Regions from separate parts of the Homo sapiens genome. Here region 1 is linked to region 2. A link is a loop called in an ENCODE intact Hi-C map of the cell type or tissue named here. Cell type or tissue: HepG2. All regions are shown on one strand. Links, peaks and the distances in the headings refer to the core of each region. The heading gives the core; the rest is flanking DNA. Region 1 overlaps OPA1 (OPA1 mitochondrial dynamin like GTPase). Region 2 has its middle 99 kb from the start of LINC02038.

Region 1 (5,386 bases), core at 166-5,165, 51 kb after region 2:
TGGGAATACAAAGAGGGCAATATCATAAACTACTAGAAAGGTTGACTGTTCCACCCGCAACTATAGCACAGTGGGTTAAACGGGGAAGCTGCAAGGGCCACTTATTTCGTGCTGTGCACTGCCTAGGTACACTGATTTTTAAAATTGAAGTCCTAGCCAAATTAAGTTTGGATATCATCTATTTACAGTTGTTCAGTCTTCCATACAGAGCTTTGTCCACTCCACTCTTTGCAAATTCTGACATAAAAACAAATGATTCTGTGGCTAGTTCGAATTTAACTTCTGTATATTTAGTATCTTTTTGTTTAAATTAGAATCATTTCTGACTTTTGAACTACAGACACAAGACACAGGGTTTACTCTTGAGACTGAATTTTATTTTCTTTCAATAACATCTGCAGTTGATAAATACCTAGCTTTCAAGGAAAAATAAAGCATGCTTAGGATGAGATCAGCTAAAAAGAAGAAAAAAAAACCCATGAAAGAAGCCACATTACTGTGGGGCATGGAGAGGGCGTCAGGACTCTCATGTGGGACTTTTAGTAATATTAATTGTTATCATCTATTCACATACGTTACAATACTGATCTCCTCAAAGAAATGAAGATCTCCCTCCATCTCTTTTTAAAACTTATACAAAGGGATGTGATAACAGTAGTGACTAATATTAGCCTTTTCCTTGGGAGAAATCTGTGGAAATACAGCTGAAGGTCTTTCTTTCTATAGTTGACAGAAGTAAATAAATATGGTCCTGTTTTATTCTTTAGAAATAGATGTGTAGTTGTAATTGTTATGCTTTACAACTGCAAAAATATTCATTAACATGCATTAACCTGTAAGCACTGGTTAGAGGGGTGTACCCAGTAAGGTCATCTCCTAATCTGTGTATAGAACATAATAGAGCTCTCCTCCCTTTCTATTCACTCCTGTCCCTAGACCTAAAAGAAATAAAAAAAGTTCCTGACTATGCATCTACCAGCGCATCTGTGCTGCTTAAGGCTGGACCTACTTTTCTTATCAAACAGTATAAAACAAACATACATTGAATTCCTGGTTTCGGAAGTATTTTTTCATATCCTCAACCGAGCATACCAAGTGTTACATCTTGAGGGATCACAACGAAGCATGCATTGATGTAAAACAATAAAATGGGGAGTAGCAATGGGGCTGTTACCAAAAAGCAACTCCAAGAAAATAAGATTTAGCAAACTGTAAAATCAAAAACATCACACAATGGACACTTTTATTAACAAAGTAAAGGCTTAGTGAAAAGGCAGCAAATGAGATAGACATTTTAAGTAAAGAAAGCATTTCTTTGCTTGAATGTCCTTTAGCCAATTAAAAAATATTTATTTAAAACACATGAAAATGTTGTGAAGGTAGTATTGTAATTAAATTGCAATAAATTGAACTAAATTTTTCTTTATTCAGCTGAGAGGGGGATGGTCAACATTACTTTAATTGTTGAAATAATTTCTATTTAAAATAGTCTTATGAAAGAAAGCCTTTTTCTGATACCTAGTTGAAATGTTTGATAATATTCTAAATGAAATTAGTCAATTGATTATCCTTAATCTTCCTCATCCTGTGTCATAATCCGGTGGCTCTGTCAACAGGAGAAAAACCACTATTAACAGAAAGCCTAACGTAAGTATACAACATCTAAAATAAATCAATTTCAAATGGATATAGAGAGTGAGAAAACAGCAACTGAATCAAATAGGTAAGCTGGTACTGACTTGGCTTCCAAGGCAAATTTCTTCGCTGGCTATGAAGGGTTGAAATTTCTTTCACTGAACGTTACAATCCAAATTAACCTGTTTTAAGGGTTCTTCTGTTACCCATTTTTCTTTCATGTGGTGAATATAAACTGAATTATCATGGTCAAATAGTTTCTGGGAATAGAATACTACAGACACATACAATGATTTAGCAGGCTACTGTGATTTTATATACAATTGATAACTTTAAACAATTGCTATATAAGTTTTATTTCAAAACACCTAGCATTGTATTTCTGGAAAAGAAACTGAACATTGAGCAACCTCAGTTAATCCATTAAACGAGTGCCACCACAAATAAGACAACAAACAGAGAACAAGTTTCTTATCTTCAAGGACTGAACCTAATGGCCATACCAATTATATTATTCCGATTTGTCACTTTAGTACAACAAAATAGGATGTTAATCCATTACCACTGTTCTTCCATTCGAGAGGCAGCTGATGGTTAAAGCGCCCGTAACATACATCGATTATTTTTATCCCATGACTTTATTGTATGTTTAGAAAGGTGGAACAGCAGAAGAAAAAGAGGCTGGACAAAAGACGTTGATGTTTTTGTTCTTCAGATGTATGCAGAGCTGATTATGAGTACGATTCTGTAAAAATAAACCCATTTAACAAACTGAGGTCAGGGGAGATAAATGCAAAATTTCTAAACAAAGTTGATGACTGCATGATCACAACAATGTTGAAGCCTAACCGCTTACCTTTGCTAGTTTTACTAAACTTATATAGTCTATCACCGACCTAACAATATTGGCATAATTTTTTTATCAAACATAAGTTAAAAGCATATACTAAAATTAATTGAAGAAGAATCTGTGTATGACTGTATAGCATATAAACACCTTCAGCAAATATTAGAATAACAATTAATTAGGAATCCTATGTGTTAAAACTATACTTGAGAAAGTATTCCTTAGGGTCCTTGGTAACTTTGATAAAATGGTCAGAATGAAGCAAGGTTACCATTCTGCCAGATTTATTCTTTTAAATGCATCTGCAGGGTACAAAACAGATCATCTGTCCAGATCACAAGATACTTTGTAAAAGTTCACAGAGTCTTAAGTCACAAGGGTTGAAAAGGGTCTTAGAGACTAGACAGGTAGCAGCAACAGCAACTCTGGATGTCACACTGATCAGCTGAGGGGAGAGACACCATTATGTAAAACACTGGCTGGCTTTCAGCTTCCTCATTTTGTTAAAAAAACAGAAATACAGCTTGTCTTTTTAACGGGGCTTCCGGGGCTTTCATCAATTTTTCCCCGCAAAGCACACACAGGTCAGTAAATAGAACTATGATGTAAGCTCTGGTGCTAAAGGGGAGATCAAGGAGGCGCTACAGATGTTTATTTCTAATAGTAAGTATTCACGGTAACCACCATGATTAGGGTGATATTGTAACACTTAATGGTTTTAAAATAAAATATTCATACACAAAAGACATAGAAAACATTTATGAACACGGACACTTATAAAACACAAAAATTATGTTTAGCTTGTGTTAAAGATGATTATGTATTTTTGTATATTTCCATATATCTGTCTTCACTTTTTTTTTGAGACAAGAGTCTCGCTCTGTCGCCCAGGCTGGAGTGCAGTGGCACGATTTCTGCTTACTGCAACCACTACCTTCCAGGTTCAAGTGATTCTCCTGACTCAGGCTCCCGAGTAGCTGGGATTACAGGCATGTGCCAGCACACCTGGGCAATTTTTGTATTTTTATTAGAGACGGGGTTTCACCATGTTGGTCAGGCTGGTCTCCAACTCCTGACCTCAAGTGATCCGCCCGCCTTGGTCTCCCTAAGTGCTGGGATTACAGGAGTGAGCCACCGCACTGGCCTGTCTTAACTTACTAAAGAAACAAATGAAATAAAGTTACAAAGCTTTATTTTCAAGTTTTCTAGGTCTTGTTTCTCTCCTCCTTTGCTGGCACACTGTTCCGAATGATGTACCATGGAAGTTGTACTTCCCTTTCCACCCTGCTTTCTCAAATACATTTTCCTGACAGGAAAGTAGGTAGTTTGGTTTAAGAGCCTTTTCTGAACTGACCTGAACCGAGCGTAGCCAGGGAGGGAACCTTTTACATTTCTACTCCTTCTAGTTCTGAGCCTGCTGCAGGCTGTCTGTAGGGTAAGGGTCACAGACAAAAGTGACAAAATATTTGAAGTGATAATGACTTAACTACAGTATTTTTCTTTCCTCAACTTCTTTTATAAAAGCAAATGCCAGCCTGGACAACGGGGTGAAACCCCATCTCTACAAAAAATTAAAGAAATTAGCTGGGCATGGTGGCATGAGCCTGTGGCCCCAGTTCCTTGAGAGGCTGATGTGGGAGGACTGCTTGAGCCCAGGAGGTTGAGGCTGCAGTGAACAGTGATTGCACTACTGCACTCCAGCCTGGGTGGCAGAGCGAGGTCTCCTCTCAAGCAAGTGACTTACTGATTAAAATTCTTCAGCAACAATTAATTGATTATGCTACTAAGGAAAAGTCCTTAAATATGTATTTTATTAGGAACATGCCTCTAATGCCAGAAAGCAGAATCAGACAAGAAAGTAAATTCAAGGAGTACTAAATTCTAAGGCTATATAAATTAAGTAGGAAAAACACTTATCTAAATGTTTTTAAACAAAAGAGATAAGGATTAAGAACAATTATTAAAATTTTAATTAAGTCAAACAGAAAACTTTCTAAGTTAAATATTTAACATACACATCATTATTGATAGACTATAGGCAAGAAGAATAAAGTAATGTCAACTACAGCTCAATTCTTTACACCTAGAAAATGAGTCACCTGCATATTATACAATATCTTAGCTCTGTGTTCACCTTTGTTCTATTCAAAATGAGTTCTAGAGGATATTCTTAATTCAGCCAGAAGGCAATCAAGTTATTCAAAGCAACGTTATACAAATGAAATTCGGAAGCTAGTTTCAGAGATTCATGCCATTGAAATTACAGCATAAGTGACAAGCAGGATGTAAATGAAGCAGAATGATAAACTATTAAGAAAAGTGTAATTTTGTATTTAGTCAGCACCAATACAGTTAGAGAATTTTTACTCACTTAATTTATTTCTCCTGATGAAGAGCTTCAATGAAAGCATCAAGTTTTTCTTGAATTTCTCTAACTTTCTCTGTGGAGATAAAAATAAAGAAAAACATTTATTTTTCAAAGGTATCACAAATCAGGAGGTAATTATTTACTAAATGGTTGGTATACTTAACTATTTGCGGGAAAAAGAAAAATATGAGTCTCACCATACCACCTTTTACCCAAATAAAGTCCAGATGGATTATAGTAGTAGGTCTCAGACATTTTTTGGAAGTGGGAGGAGAGACTGACTGACCCCTTTGAGGATCTAACAAAAACTCTGGACTCTTAACATGGAAAAAAGCATGTATTAAGTACATGTACAATTATGTAGAGAATTTTAAGGAATTCTCAGATTCTCTGAAGCCCAATTAAGAACCCACAGTTACTAATGTCTGGATCATAGGCAAATATAAAACAATGAAACCATTTTAAAAAACTAAAAGAAAATAGAGGTGGCCTTAGACTGGGAAATGACTTTTTAAATATAAAGTAGTAAGAGTTAC
Region 2 (5,386 bases), core at 237-5,236:
AAAGCATTGCTGAGAGAAATTAAAGATGACTGAAAACAAATGGAGACTTTTTACCATATTCATGCACTAGAAGACAATATTGTTACAATATCAATTCTGCAAAATTGATTTCTAGACCCAGCACTATTTCAATAAAATTCCCAATAAGGATTTTTGTAGGTATTGAAAAGTTGATTCTAAAGTTTATATGAAAATTCAAAGAACCTACATTATTTAAAACAATCTTTTAAAAGAAAACAAATAGGGAGGACTTATACTGTTTGATTTTAAGACTTACTATGAAATTACTTGTATTTTACTAAGTTTATTGGATAGACAAAATTACCTGATCAAGAGAACAGAATAGAATCTAGAAGCATCTGGTATGTATAATCAAAGTTTGACAAAGGCACCAAAGCGAATCAATGGCAAAAGAAAAGTCTTTTCAATAAATAGTGCTGGAATAACTACACAACCATCTAGAAAAAAATGAATGACAACTCCTATCTCACACAATTCACAAAAACTAATTTGAGATGAATCCTAGATATCAAACTAAATGCTAAAACTATGAAACATCTCCAAAAAAAGCAGAATACTTTTGGCATTTTGGTGTAAGCAGAGATTTCTTAAAAACAGGACACTGAAGCACTAATTATGAAATTTAAAAATTAATGAATTGAACTTTAAGAAAATTAAAATTTTGGGCTCATAAAATTTTAAAAACATGAAAAACAAGCCACAGTTTGTTAAGATGTTCCACTAAGAACTTGTATCGAGAACACATAAAGAACGCCTACAATTCAGCATTAAAAAGAAAAAAAAATTATTTTGAATCACAAAAGAAGACATATCAATGGCCAATAAGCACATGAAAGTATGTTCAACCTCCTTAATCAGCAGAGAAATGATCTCACAGTGATTGAAGTTCTATAAGAAAGATTTTGAATGAGCAATTAAATGGCACACGATGGACAAAATGACAGCAGTGACATACCAAGTGGGGAGGCCTGGTGAGAGCAGTTGCCCCTGGGTACAGGCGACAAGGAGGTAGATCATCTGTAGCAAATTTTAAAACAATAATAAAATCAAATAAAAGTGGTCTGCTTTTTATCATTACCCAGCGACAGCAATTCTTAATAGGGTCAGTGATAACTTGCCCATAGACCCCCACATCCCTCCCATTCGCCCTTGTGCTATATCGAATGTGAGTCTCATTTTCTCCCTTAACATATTCCCTCTCTAAAGCCTTCCAGAAATATGCATTTTTAATGGTTGCATGATACTCCTTATTTTGTTAACAGATCCCTTATTACTGAACACTAATGCTGTTCTCAATTTTTCAATGTTATAAACGACATTAGGACAATATCTCTGTGTTATCATCCTTGACAGTTTTTCAGGATTTTGCCTTGAGAGAGAAATGTCTCCTCTTGATTTTTGATCTTGGAGGAAAATCTTGGACAGTGAACTAGCTGAAAATGTGTAGATGAGAATGTACCTGAGAGGAGGTCAGTAGAACCTGAGATACAGGCTGAGAGTGGCAAGGAGAGCGGGGGAAGGGGAGCAGCCTGGGAGGGCTTCAGGAGAAAGAGGAGCATGTGCAGAGTGGGCCCAGGGGAGAGCAGAGAGAAACATAGTGCCAGGCCCGGCCCAGAACAGAGGTTAGGAGTATAGGAAAGCCACCATGTTCCTTGCGGCTGGGCAGATTTGATCTCTCTGTGCCTCAGTTTCCTCATCTTTAAAATGAGCTTAGAAATAGAACTTAACTCTGTGACCCATTTTTTTTTTCCTTTTTGGAGACAGGGCATCACTCTGTCGCCCAGGCAAGAGTGTAGTGGCGTGAACATAGCTCACTGTAGCCTTGAATTCCTAGGCTCAAGTCATCCTCCCACCTCAGCCTCCCAAGCAGCTGAGACTACAAGTGTGCACCACCATGCCTAGCTAATTTGTGTATTTTTTGTAGAGACAGGGTCTCGCTATGTTGTCCAGGCTGGTCTTGAACTTCTGAGTTCAAGCAATCCTCCCGCCTTTGCCTTCCAAAGTGTTGGGATTACAGGTGTGAGCCACTGCGCCCAGCTTATGTAGATGAATACCTGTAAGCACATAGAAAATTACCCGGCAATACATGTTTGGTAAATAAAAGTGAATGATGGCGAGGCACAGTGGCTCATACCTGTAATCCCAGCACTTTGGGAGGCTGAGGTGGGTAGATCACTTGAGGCCAGGAGTTTGAGATCACCCTGGCCAGCATGGTGAAACCCCATCTCTACTAAAAATACAAAAATTAACCAGGCATGGTGGCACACACCTGTAGTCCCAGCTACTCGAGAGGCTGAGGCAAGAGAATCACTTGAACCCAGGAGGCAGAGGTTGCAGTGGGCCGAAATCATGCCACTGCGCTTTAGCCTGGGTGACAGAGCAAGACGCTATCTCAGAAAAGTGAATGAGGCTTCTGGGTGGAGCCTAAGACAGACAGCACCAAAGTAGGAAATTCTTGCTTAAGAGCACAAAAAATGGAGGCCGCGTTTCCCCTCATGAGGGAAAGTGAGTGGCAATGTTGCCTGAAGCCAGCCTTCCAACAGGGCAAATGCTGCTGGTCTGGTTGGGAAGCCAGCTGCCCTTTATCTCCCTCTGGCCAGTATCTGAAATCAGCTGTGAGAGAGAAATGCAGAACACTAGGAGATAGGAGCAGGCCGCTTTCCTCTTCCATCGGCTCTTCCGGGGCACCAGTCACTGCTTATTAAGCAGTTTATGTCATTAAGCATCTCCCTGGGGGAGCTGGAGAGCCACAGCACAGTGTAGATAATGAAGATCTATTGCATAAGCAGAAAAAGTTCAATGGAAAATGCCTCCTTCTGCGCTCCCTGGCTGCCCTCACTTGAGCCCTGTCTCCTTTTTATTAGCAGCGTGAGAGGATTCAACATTGTTTTTATTTTCTCACTCCTTGTGGGGAAAGACATTGATCCAGGCTTAAGAAGTCTTTCTGCGTCTGTTTCTTTAAACTAAGAATTGGGTTTCACTCTGGGCTAACTGTTCCTTTAGGTACAAGCTGAATGGCTCCCATTGCCAAGGTGAGCCCCAGACACATTTCTGACACAGCTCACTTCCTTTTTAGGGCCCCTAAAGTCAAGGTTAGTGCCTGCTCTCAAGCCCCTCAGGCCAAGGAGACCTGCCCTCAGAAATAAGATGTCTTGAATGGGAACAAAGAGCTCTATCATGCCCTTGGTTTCTTCATGTTTAAAATGCAGAGCAAAGGAGTACATGAGGTCAAGAGCCTTCTAGTCTGAACCTTCTGTGGAGTGGAAGGACACTAATGGGCCAGACAGCTTCTAGATGCAAGGCGGGCTCAGGCCTGGGTGAGGTCAGGACGGGAGACACGGAGAGGAACAAGTTACCTAGCCTCAGCCAGCAGAGTCCCGGGCCAGCCTCACAGCGACGGGAGGTGATTTTGTCACGTTCACTGACCTCTGACTCTTTCCTCAAGGAAGGGTTTGTGTCATGAGTGAACAGAGACAGGTGAAAAGCCCCCTCTAATTTCTAGCACACAGTCCTGCAAGCCTCTGCAGGAAGGAGTTGGGAGCTCTGCGTTTCCCTCTCGTTGGCCTCCTGCCTGCCTGTCTGCCCTGGACCTTGCTTACCAGCTTATCCAAGCTGCATGGAGGTTCAGGGGTGCCATCTGGGTCTCCTCAGCCCAAATATGGGACTTTCAAAATCTCCCCCCAACACAAACACACCCTGCTGTGTTGATTCCGTTCCCGTACTCTCCACTCCATCTCTTCCCATCCACCTTCATATTTGCTCTTAGAACCAGAGCCTGTGACCACGTGAGATACTGTATTGCAGTCACCTGGAGTTTGCTTTACAGGAAAAGTAAACGCCCCCTCCCCTTTTCCTCCTAGTCTCTTTGGTTTAGAAGGATGATGTCATCTGAATAACAGCCTGAAGTAAATGATTAGGAAAAGTGCCCTTCTCTTGAACCCTGTGGACACCATCTAGCTCTGAGACAGAGATTCAGTTAGAAATGCTGCAGCTGGAAAACAATTCACACACCATGCCCATGAAGTGTGTGAAGCTCTGGAAGAAAAGACACGAAGAGGATATTTACGATTGGGGAAGGAAGCATAGCGTGGTACACCTGAATCAGGAGGACTGTGAAGGGCGGCAGTGAGGAGTGAAACCAGAGCCTGAAATTGCCACACTTCCTCCGTGTCTGACTCGGTGCTTCTCAAACTGAGCATTTTCAACATCTTTGACAAAACAATTCAGCCACGGAGGGGAGTCTTGCGCATTGTAGGATGTTTAAGCCAGAATTCCTGGCCTCCACCCACTACATGCCAGAAGTAACTTACCCCAACCAAGATGAGATTAGCCACTGGCATGAAGGAAATAAAATATTAGAACTTCTATGTATTTTTATTTGATTACAAAACATAGAATTTAAGTTTTATTAACATTGATGATGCCCAGACATAATCCAAGACATGTCAGTGAGATGTCTATAACTTAGACAGGTAGACGGAGAAACCCTCATCTGCTCTATCATTCTGAGCTTATTACAGGGCATTGTAGTTCATATTTGTCCAATTAGGTTGGATTCAGTAATTATTTTAAATGGGAGATGGCAAGTAACTGTGAAGATTCTATAAGTCATCTCATGGCAAGGAACTTAGGTACACATTTTTCTCTTACAAAAAACCCCACAAATTATTATAACTTTGCTATTCGTTTGGTGATAGGTAGCTGCCAGTAGTATGCTACCTAGTAGATATTTTTAATATACCCATAATCCATCCTTTCAAAATAAAGGTGACATTTAACAATGAGTGAAAAAGTGACTACGTTTAGAAAGAAACTCGTGCTATGGTATTTCTGGCAAATGACCAGAGAGCCTGAAAAGCCCTCCTGAGATAAAGCATACAGATATTCTGGATAAAATATTACAGGAATACTTTTAGATTCAGAGCTGAGCTGACCTGGAAGTAAGGGAAGTCACCAGGTGCCAAACTGAAGAGGGAGTTCGTGCTGAACCAAAGCTATCCTGAGAGCATCTGCCAATCGCTGAAACAAGCTGGAGTTTTAATGGCCTTGCAGGGAACAGAAGACTAGATATTCAGCCTGAATAAGCTGGAAAATTGGAACTGAGACCCCTAATAAAGTAAGAAGCCTGAAAAGCTACAGTCTCAGTAAAAGGATTTACTGTCCACTGGTAAAGGAAGGTGAAAATGAAACTTATCTGCACAAGGAATTAAATTCACACATTTTTTGTTGACTGGAAACCCCCAGCGGAAGAGTTAACTTAAAAATGGTCTCGTGTTATACCATTACAGGGCCACCTGGCAGAGAAGCAAATGCGTATTCTCTCTGTAAGGATGCACTCAAAACCCAGACCTCATGGGTTCCCACG

What was found. Hi-C counts contacts between places; a loop is a spot of excess contacts. Peaks named below come from ENCODE experiments on the same cell type or tissue, not always from the same donor. Only the 100,000 strongest peaks of a DNase experiment are listed, where the experiment ranks them.
Region 1: a loop joins it to region 2, with 1.8 times the contacts of the local background. A loop is called at or near these places in 3 of 110 quality-filtered maps.

The regions. Positions count from the first base shown.
Region 1 is chr3:193,691,600-193,696,985 of GRCh38, reverse strand. It overlaps OPA1 (OPA1 mitochondrial dynamin like GTPase), which reads right to left. Exons shown (of 31, transcript NM_130837.3): 30 at 4,854-4,923; 31 at 1-2,380. The coding sequence ends at 4,859. Among named protein-coding and RNA genes, the nearest start is that of OPA1-AS1, 67 kb to the right of the region's middle. In HepG2, for the core only: no CTCF peak of the experiment used is centred there; a DNase peak (open chromatin) is centred at 3,025.
Region 2 is chr3:193,742,692-193,748,077 of GRCh38, reverse strand. No RefSeq gene overlaps it. Among named protein-coding and RNA genes, the nearest start is that of LINC02038, 99 kb to the left of the region's middle. RefSeq lists enhancers at 5,149-5,198, 5,249-5,298, 5,319-5,368. In HepG2, for the core only: a CTCF peak has its summit at 2,757; DNase peaks (open chromatin) are centred at 2,757, 3,417 and 3,847; H3K4me3 peaks cover 2,007 bases.